Regions from separate parts of the Homo sapiens genome. Here region 2 is linked to region 1. A link is a contact called in ENCODE Hi-C or POLR2A ChIA-PET data. All regions are on one chromosome and are shown on one strand. The core of a region is the stretch at or near the end of the contact, and the rest is flanking DNA. Distances in the headings are between cores, read along the strand shown.

The links. A loop is a pair of places that touch in the nucleus more often than their neighbours do. ChIA-PET counts read pairs that join two places held with the same protein, here RNA polymerase II (POLR2A). Pooled maps may share reads with other maps.
Region 2: a map of CD4-positive, alpha-beta T cell shows a loop between it and region 1 (4-fold over the local background). The contact joins the promoter of TSG101 here to the promoter of ZDHHC13 in region 1. A Hi-C loop is called at or near these places in 1 of 168 maps with a recorded cell type or tissue (CD4-positive, alpha-beta T cell) and 9 of 50 pooled maps. POLR2A ChIA-PET finds 5 or more read pairs at or near these places in 1 of 52 experiments (OCI-LY7).

The regions. Positions count from the first base shown.
Region 1 is chr11:19,115,918-19,119,449 of GRCh38, reverse strand. ZDHHC13 (zDHHC palmitoyltransferase 13) reads right to left here and starts at 2,282. Exons shown (of 17, transcript NM_019028.3): 1 at 2,174-2,282. The coding sequence starts at 2,200. RefSeq lists silencers at 1,863-2,092, 2,183-2,262, 2,313-2,552.
Region 2 is chr11:18,525,108-18,528,639 of GRCh38, reverse strand. It overlaps TSG101 (tumor susceptibility 101), which reads left to right and starts at 1,698. Exons shown (of 10, transcript NM_006292.4): 1 at 1,698-1,865. The coding sequence starts at 1,824. RefSeq lists an enhancer at 1,429-1,538.

The DNA.
Region 1 (3,532 bases), core at 1,033-3,532:
TGGCTGGGGATGACCGGGCAAGCAAGACAGTAAAAGATGAGGTCAGGCTGGGAGCGGTGGCTCACGCCTGTAATGCCAGCATTTTGGGAGGCCGAGGCGGGCGGATCACAAGGTCAGGAGATCGAGACCATCCTGGCCAACATGGTGAAACCCCATCTTACTATACAAAAAATTAGCAGGGTGTGGTGGTCCGCACCTATAGTTCCAGCTACTCGGCAGGCTGAGGCAGGGGAATCATATGAACCCGGGAGGCGGAGATTGCAGTGAGCCGAGATCGCGCCACTGCACTCCAGCCTGGCAACAGAGCAAGACTCTGTCTGAAAAAAGAAAAAAAAGATGAGGTCAGAAAGGAAACTGCAGACCTGATTGTATAGGCAAATCCTGGCAAAAATCCAACAGCACCGATCTTGGAATCAAAAGAACCAAATTCAATGAGAGCAGTAATGTTTTTGTCTGTTTTGTTCACTAATTTATCACAGCACCTAAAACGGTGCCTGGCAGACATTCAAAACACATTTGCTGAATGAACGACTGAAGTCTTGGCTCTATCACTTAGCAGCTATTTGACTTGTAGCAAGTGATTCCAGTTTTCTGAGCCTCTGTTCTCATTTCTAAAATCAGAATAATCATTTCTCCCCACCTCAGAGGATTATAGTGAGGATCAAAAATGGGGAAGTATTTTGCAAACTGCAAAGCAGTATATATAGGTGAGGTCTTCACATTACTGAAAAAGTGAACAAGAGCAATTATTATTAACAACGACAATGATCTCTCTACCTTTCCCTACTAAATTCAACCACCAAATCATTCTCTCCCTCTCTATAGGCCATGGAACTGGGACAAGGCTAATCTTCCCTTCAGCATGAGAGAGTGAACTTTAAGCACTTGAAGCCTTCTGTAAATGAGTGGCAGTAATTAAGACATAATAGTTACTCCTACCAACTTTTCTTTGAGCCTCTCTGAGAAAAAGAATGAGGCGCTGTTTCCATGTGAAGATTCAACACCCTTTGGTAAAATCCAGTCTGCCTGAGAACTATTTTTTTTCTGTTAAAATTCAAGAATAACCAATAAGAACACCTTGACATTTCCCCAGACATCTTGTCCCTCACTTAAACCTACACAAGATCGTGCTGAAAGAAGGGAAAGGGAAAGCATGAGGAACACTCTCGGGACTGGAAAAACGTTTTTAGAGATCAGGTAATCCAATCATCCCAAACTGAGAATCTACCGCCTAACTGATTCCAGCTGAAGACAGCTTTAGTGTTCGTTCTCATCTGTATATGGGGATAATATCTTCTTAAGGATGCTTCAATTCTGGAATAAAATAATGCATATGAAAGCATCTGACATGGGTTATGCACTCACTAAAACTGGCTGAACCTGGAAATTCTGCATTTATTCAATAAATATTAAGTGAACGTCTACAATATACTAGTCAGTACTCTAGGCACTAGGAAAGGGCCATAAGCAAAAAGCACAAAAATCTTGTTTTCTTGGAGACAACATCTACCTCCTGTAACTTCTCCGACTGGCCCGCCTGGCTTCTTTGGACCTCCGTCTGGCTTTTATATAACACCTCCTCCACGGAATATTGTCCTTTGAGATTCTGCAGATCGCTGTGGTGTACCTCCCCTCTCCACGCCCCTTTCCTCCATCCTAAACAAGCAGCCTTAATTATTTCAAGGAGTAAGCAAGGATGCGGAAACAGGAGCGAAAACTGGACTGGGTGGGGTGAAGGCGGGTGCTAAGACGCCAGGGCTGAAAAAGAAATCAACAGAACCGCTCCGACTCCGGGCCAACGTCAAGACGGGCGGGTCCGAATCAGGTGTGTCACCTGACACCTCTCCCGGGAAGGGCCATCGTCCCCTCCCCAGGCCCACAGAGGTCCCCGCCGGGCTCCGGGTACCGGCCCCAGGGGGCGCCCTGGCCAGGGATGGAGGCTGGAGGGGCCGGCTCGGGCCCTCACCCCTCAGTCCTCGCCTTTTCTTCCCAGTCGCCTCAGAGACAATTTCCAGCATCGTTCGTGGTGTTTCCAGGCTCCCGCTTCCCAGACCTAGGCCCCGCCGCTCCCGAAACCCCCTCATCGAGCGGCCTCTCACCCACACCATCCTTTCCTCCACAGCTGCAGCCGCTCTCCCGGCCCCCAGGACAGCCACCGCCCGGCCGCACTCACCTGCGAGCCCAGCCCCGGCCCCTCCATCTCCCCAGGAGCCCACAGCGGCTGAGGCTACTAGGCAAGTAGCGACTGCCGCCAGCCCGCCAGCCCGCCTTGGGTCGCCTCTTCTCCCACTTCCTGCTGGCGCCCTCACCTCCGCCGCTGCGGTCCCCGCTCGTGCCCTGAGCCGTCAATCGGTCCCGGAGAACCAATCCCAGCCCTCCATCGGCTAGGGGCGGGACTTTCTCACCTCCTGGGAAGCCCGCTGTGAACAGCTCGCCAGAGGCTCCACCCCCGGCCCGCCCGTGCCGGTCGCTCCCCCAGCCCCAGCCCAGGACCGAGCGCCCCTCCCTGCCCCAGGTGCCACGGGCCCCAGATGTGCGTCCAGGGTCAGGATCAGACTGTTATTCCAACGTCAACCACCATCTATTGAGAGCAAATCTGGACTTGGCTACTTAATTGCTAAATGACCTTGTGAAAGTCTCTTATTTTACCTCAATTTTCTCATCTGTGAAATGAGGAAAATAAGGGTACCTACTTCATGGAATTATCAGGAGGATTAAATGAGAAAACGCATGTAAAGCCCCTCAGCCCGTGCGTTACATATAAAAAGGAATCAATAGATGTTAGCTATTTAAATGTTTTCCACTCCATTTGCGTGATCTTGGGCAAGTCACCTCTACCGCCTGAGGTTCTGTTTCCTCAAATGAAACAAAAAATGAGTTCTACGGCGCAGGCTAGAGGGGGAGTGGGCGAGAGCCTCCCACTTGAAGTGCACCTCCCCCCTGACCTCCACGACCCTTTGTGGAGGGCACTGGAGGAGCTGGCATTTAAGCCCTGTCCAGCTTGAAGGTCTATGAAGCAAGCATTAGGGATGGCTCCTTCCCTTGGGGCGTTCCAGTGGGGCAGTGGGGCTCTCCTACTTCAGCCCCGAGTAAACACTGGGGTTTTTCTAGCCCAGCACTTAACACAGTTCTTTGTAATGGTTCCTTAGATGTGTCTGTTGCCAAGTGGAACCAGATTAAGACCTTTAGAAGCTAATTTGAAAACGATCTGAAAACATTATGACTTCCTTATTTTATAAAAATAATACTAAATCATAAAATAAATAAATAGAAATCCAACAAAGTGCTGGGTTTTCCATGGAAAATATTGCTATGATACAATAAAATCGTAGATGTATTACTATTGCTTTAGTGTCTGTGTCCTTTGGGCACGTCAGCCCTGGCTTGCCCCCAAAAGCCCAAACCCTTTGAGGATAGGAACCATGTCAGATCCATCTCTGAACTCCCAGTGTCTAACACAGCACTGGGACATGGAAAATGCTCAGCACAATTTTAATGAATGATGGATGGATGGATGTACAGGCGTGTCATT
Region 2 (3,532 bases), core at 449-2,948, 590 kb after region 1:
CGGGTGGATCACCTGAGGTCAAGAGTTCCAGACCAGCCTGGCCAACATAGTGAAATCCTGTCTCTACTAAAAATACAAAAAATTAGCTGGGTGTGGTGGTGGGCACCTGTAATCCCAGCTACTCGGGAGGCTTAGGCAGGAGAATCGCTTGAACCCGGGAGGCAGAGGTTGCAGTGAGCCAAGATCACACTATCGCACTCCAGCCTGGGAAGCAAGAGCAAAACTCTGTCTCAAAAAAAAAAAAAAAAAAAAAAAAAAAAAATATATATATATATATATATATATATATATATATATGTAAAATTTATTTTAATATTTATAAATGTTGCATTTATAAAATATATAAATAATATATATTACCTGGCATTCCTCCAACTCACAAAGGTACAGTTGCTCTAATTAAAGGGACTCCTGGTTAAGCCGTGGCTTTAAGAACAGTTTGAAAACCTTCTTGCTTTTAAAAGACATAAAACAGCAAGTAAAATGGAAGGACAGACAGACCTCTAGTTTGGTTTGACTGGAGCTGTATGCTTAACTAAGGAGCTGAAAAACAGAGGCGGAGGTTGCAGTGAGCCGAGATGGTGCTACTGCACTCCAGCCTGGGCGATGGAGTGAGAGTGACTCAAAAAAAAAAAAAAAAGAAAAAGAAAAAGAAAAACAATACCTATTAATAGCCTTTATTTGTGCGTGTTAGCAACAGTTTATAATGATGCTTCCACATGCTTTCAGTTAGGCCCTCCTTGTGAATGTGACCTTCACTTAGACGCCAACTTTGAAGGGAATCAATACTACGGCCTTGTTCTCATTAGGGCTGTACTAAAATAATTGAAACTGTCACACATCATCAAACTCAAAATTTTACAATACCTTGAATGACACTGTGCTTACAAAACTGACGGTGATGTGTAATGATGACTAATGTAAGTCACCATGAAGAATTTTTATGGGAAGTAAAAATTCAATTAAGATGGAAGTACCTACCCTTGCATTGTGCAAGGCAATGAAGATCTGAAGGAAGCCTGCCTTCAAGGGCTTGGATTTTGACAGCGGACAGGTACACAAATACAGCACCAGGTAAAATACGGCCTGTATTATCATTTATGGGTGGGTACAGAGGAGAAATTCTGACTTACGGAATGATTTCCTGGAGAAGAAATTACTATCTGGCTTCTTGTGAAACAAAGGCTCTACACTTTACCCTTGCCAACGTATAGTATGAAGGTCTTTAAGCTTAAAAAAAATCATTAATTAGAGGACCACTGGGCATCATCTAAGGCAAGTGTATGACTTTAGAGTCGGGAGAAATTTGCGCCTGAGCTAGAAATGCACTAGCCTACCATTATCACAAGAGCAAGTCAGTGACAGAACAGTTCTCTGACCGCCAGTGCAGTGCCCTCCCACTTGATCAATCAGTCATTAAGGCTCACTGGCAAGCCCTTCGTACTTCTTCCCTCTCCGGCACTAGCTTCCTTAAGTCGACTCTGTGAAATACCTGCTAATCTTATCCTGAACCAGAGTTTCGACCCTCGGAACAGTCTTGCCCACATCTTTGGGACCCGATTCGTCCTGCTGATTCCGGCACTCGAGGGGCGGGTTGGTTGGAACCCACCCCACCAGGCCCCTCTCAATCCCACACGGTGTCCACCCTTGCCCGCAGGACGGCGGCCCGGAAGTGACGTAGTGGAAGCGGAAGTGGTGTAGTGGTGCCGACTTCCTGTTGTTTGAGGCCGGGTTGGGGGTGTGCGATTGTGTGGGACGGTCTGGGGCAGCCCAGCAGCGGCTGACCCTCTGCCTGCGGGGAAGGGAGTCGCCAGGCGGCCGTCATGGCGGTGTCGGAGAGCCAGCTCAAGAAAATGGTGTCCAAGGTGAGGCTGCGACGCGCTCGCCTCCCAGGGCGCGCCCACCGCTCCCTTCCGCGCCCTGTCGAGTCCGTCCCGGCCCAGCCAAGCAAGCTTCCCAGACGGGCCGGAAGCCCCGGTGCAGTCCTTAGCGACCTCCTCAGAACCCCGCCCCGAGGCGCCTGTCGCCTGGTGCGGGAATCCCCGTACGGGAGCTGGGAGGGTGGGGGACGGCGACAGTCAACAAAGGCGTGGAGCGGAGGCTACCTGACACCTGCCGCCCACCCGCCCTCCTCTCTTCCACTGAGTTTGGAGCTGTCTGTGGGGCAGTGTAGTTTTTCGTTTGTTTTTATAAACACAAACAAGGGATCATACTTAGTTGTAGATCTGAGGCAATCCTCTACTCCTGTCCCAATCTAGGGATCCTCCAGTCTTAGCCTTTCTTTTGCCGACCCGCAGAGAGTGTGGCCTTTTCAGTTTTGTATTCTCCAGAAAAGAAGCGAAAATACCAGTCCCTTACTGCCCCAGGTGAAATACATACCATTACCATTTCAGGGATTTTCTAAGAGTAACTACTTTTAAGTGTATGCTTCTTATAACGCGTATTTATTTGCTTTGAGCTTAATTTATGATCTTCACGGCTCAAGACTAGTGTTTTTTTTTTCAATTTTTAAAAAAGCAGTTAAGCATTTTGTATTTTAAAGCCATGATTTATTTATATAATTACTTCAAACGTGGCACCTCACACCAGAGTGGAATGGCTTTTGTTATGTTTTGTTGTAATTTTCCAAAACTATGTAAAATGATTGAGAGTTGAGTCTTGACCAGTTCAACGTGTTAGCTTGGGATAGTTTTGTCAAAGCAAGAATGGTAGCAATCAGCGGTTTAAGCGGTTTCAATTTTTAATAAAACACACTATTATGTGTAAAACTTTTTTAAAAACAGACTTTTTCCAGTTAAATCGCCCCCATAGTTCTTGATTGAAGACCAAATAATCTCTAAGGAGAAAATGACAGCTTTCAAAATAAAGCATATATTGGTTGTGTAATCGTATATTTTAGGCTTCTTGGTTTTGTTTTGATAAACTTGTTATCCTTAGTTATAGAAGACATATGGGAAGCCATAGAAGATTGTGACCCAGGTAAAGATCCATGTTGTAACTTTTATATATCACTTTTTGAAAAAAACGGTATATTGTTTTACATAGTATGTAACTGAAGAGTATCTGTTCCATGACTCTTTTTTTTTTTTTTTTTTTTTTAGAGTCTTGCTCTGTCACCCAGGCTGGAGTGCAGTGGCACGATCTTGGCTCACTGCAATCTCCGCCTCCCAGGTTCAAGCGATTCTCCTGCCTTAGCCTCCCAAGTAGCTGGGGATTACAGGTGCCCACCACTTCACACAGCTGATTGTTGTATTTTTAGTAGAGACGGGATTTCACCATGTTGGCCAGGCTGGTCTTAAACTCCAGACCTCAGTGATCCACCGCTTTGGCTTCCCAAAATGATGGGAATACAGGCGTGAGCCACCACACCTGGCCTCCATGACATTTTTGATCTTTAAATTGATAGCATAGTCATTAAGATTTAGTCCTTGGGCTGGGCGCAGTGGCTTACGCCTGTAATCCTAGCACTTTGGGAGGCCAAGGCGGGTGGATCACCTGAGGTCACGAGTTCAAGACCAGCCTGATCAACATG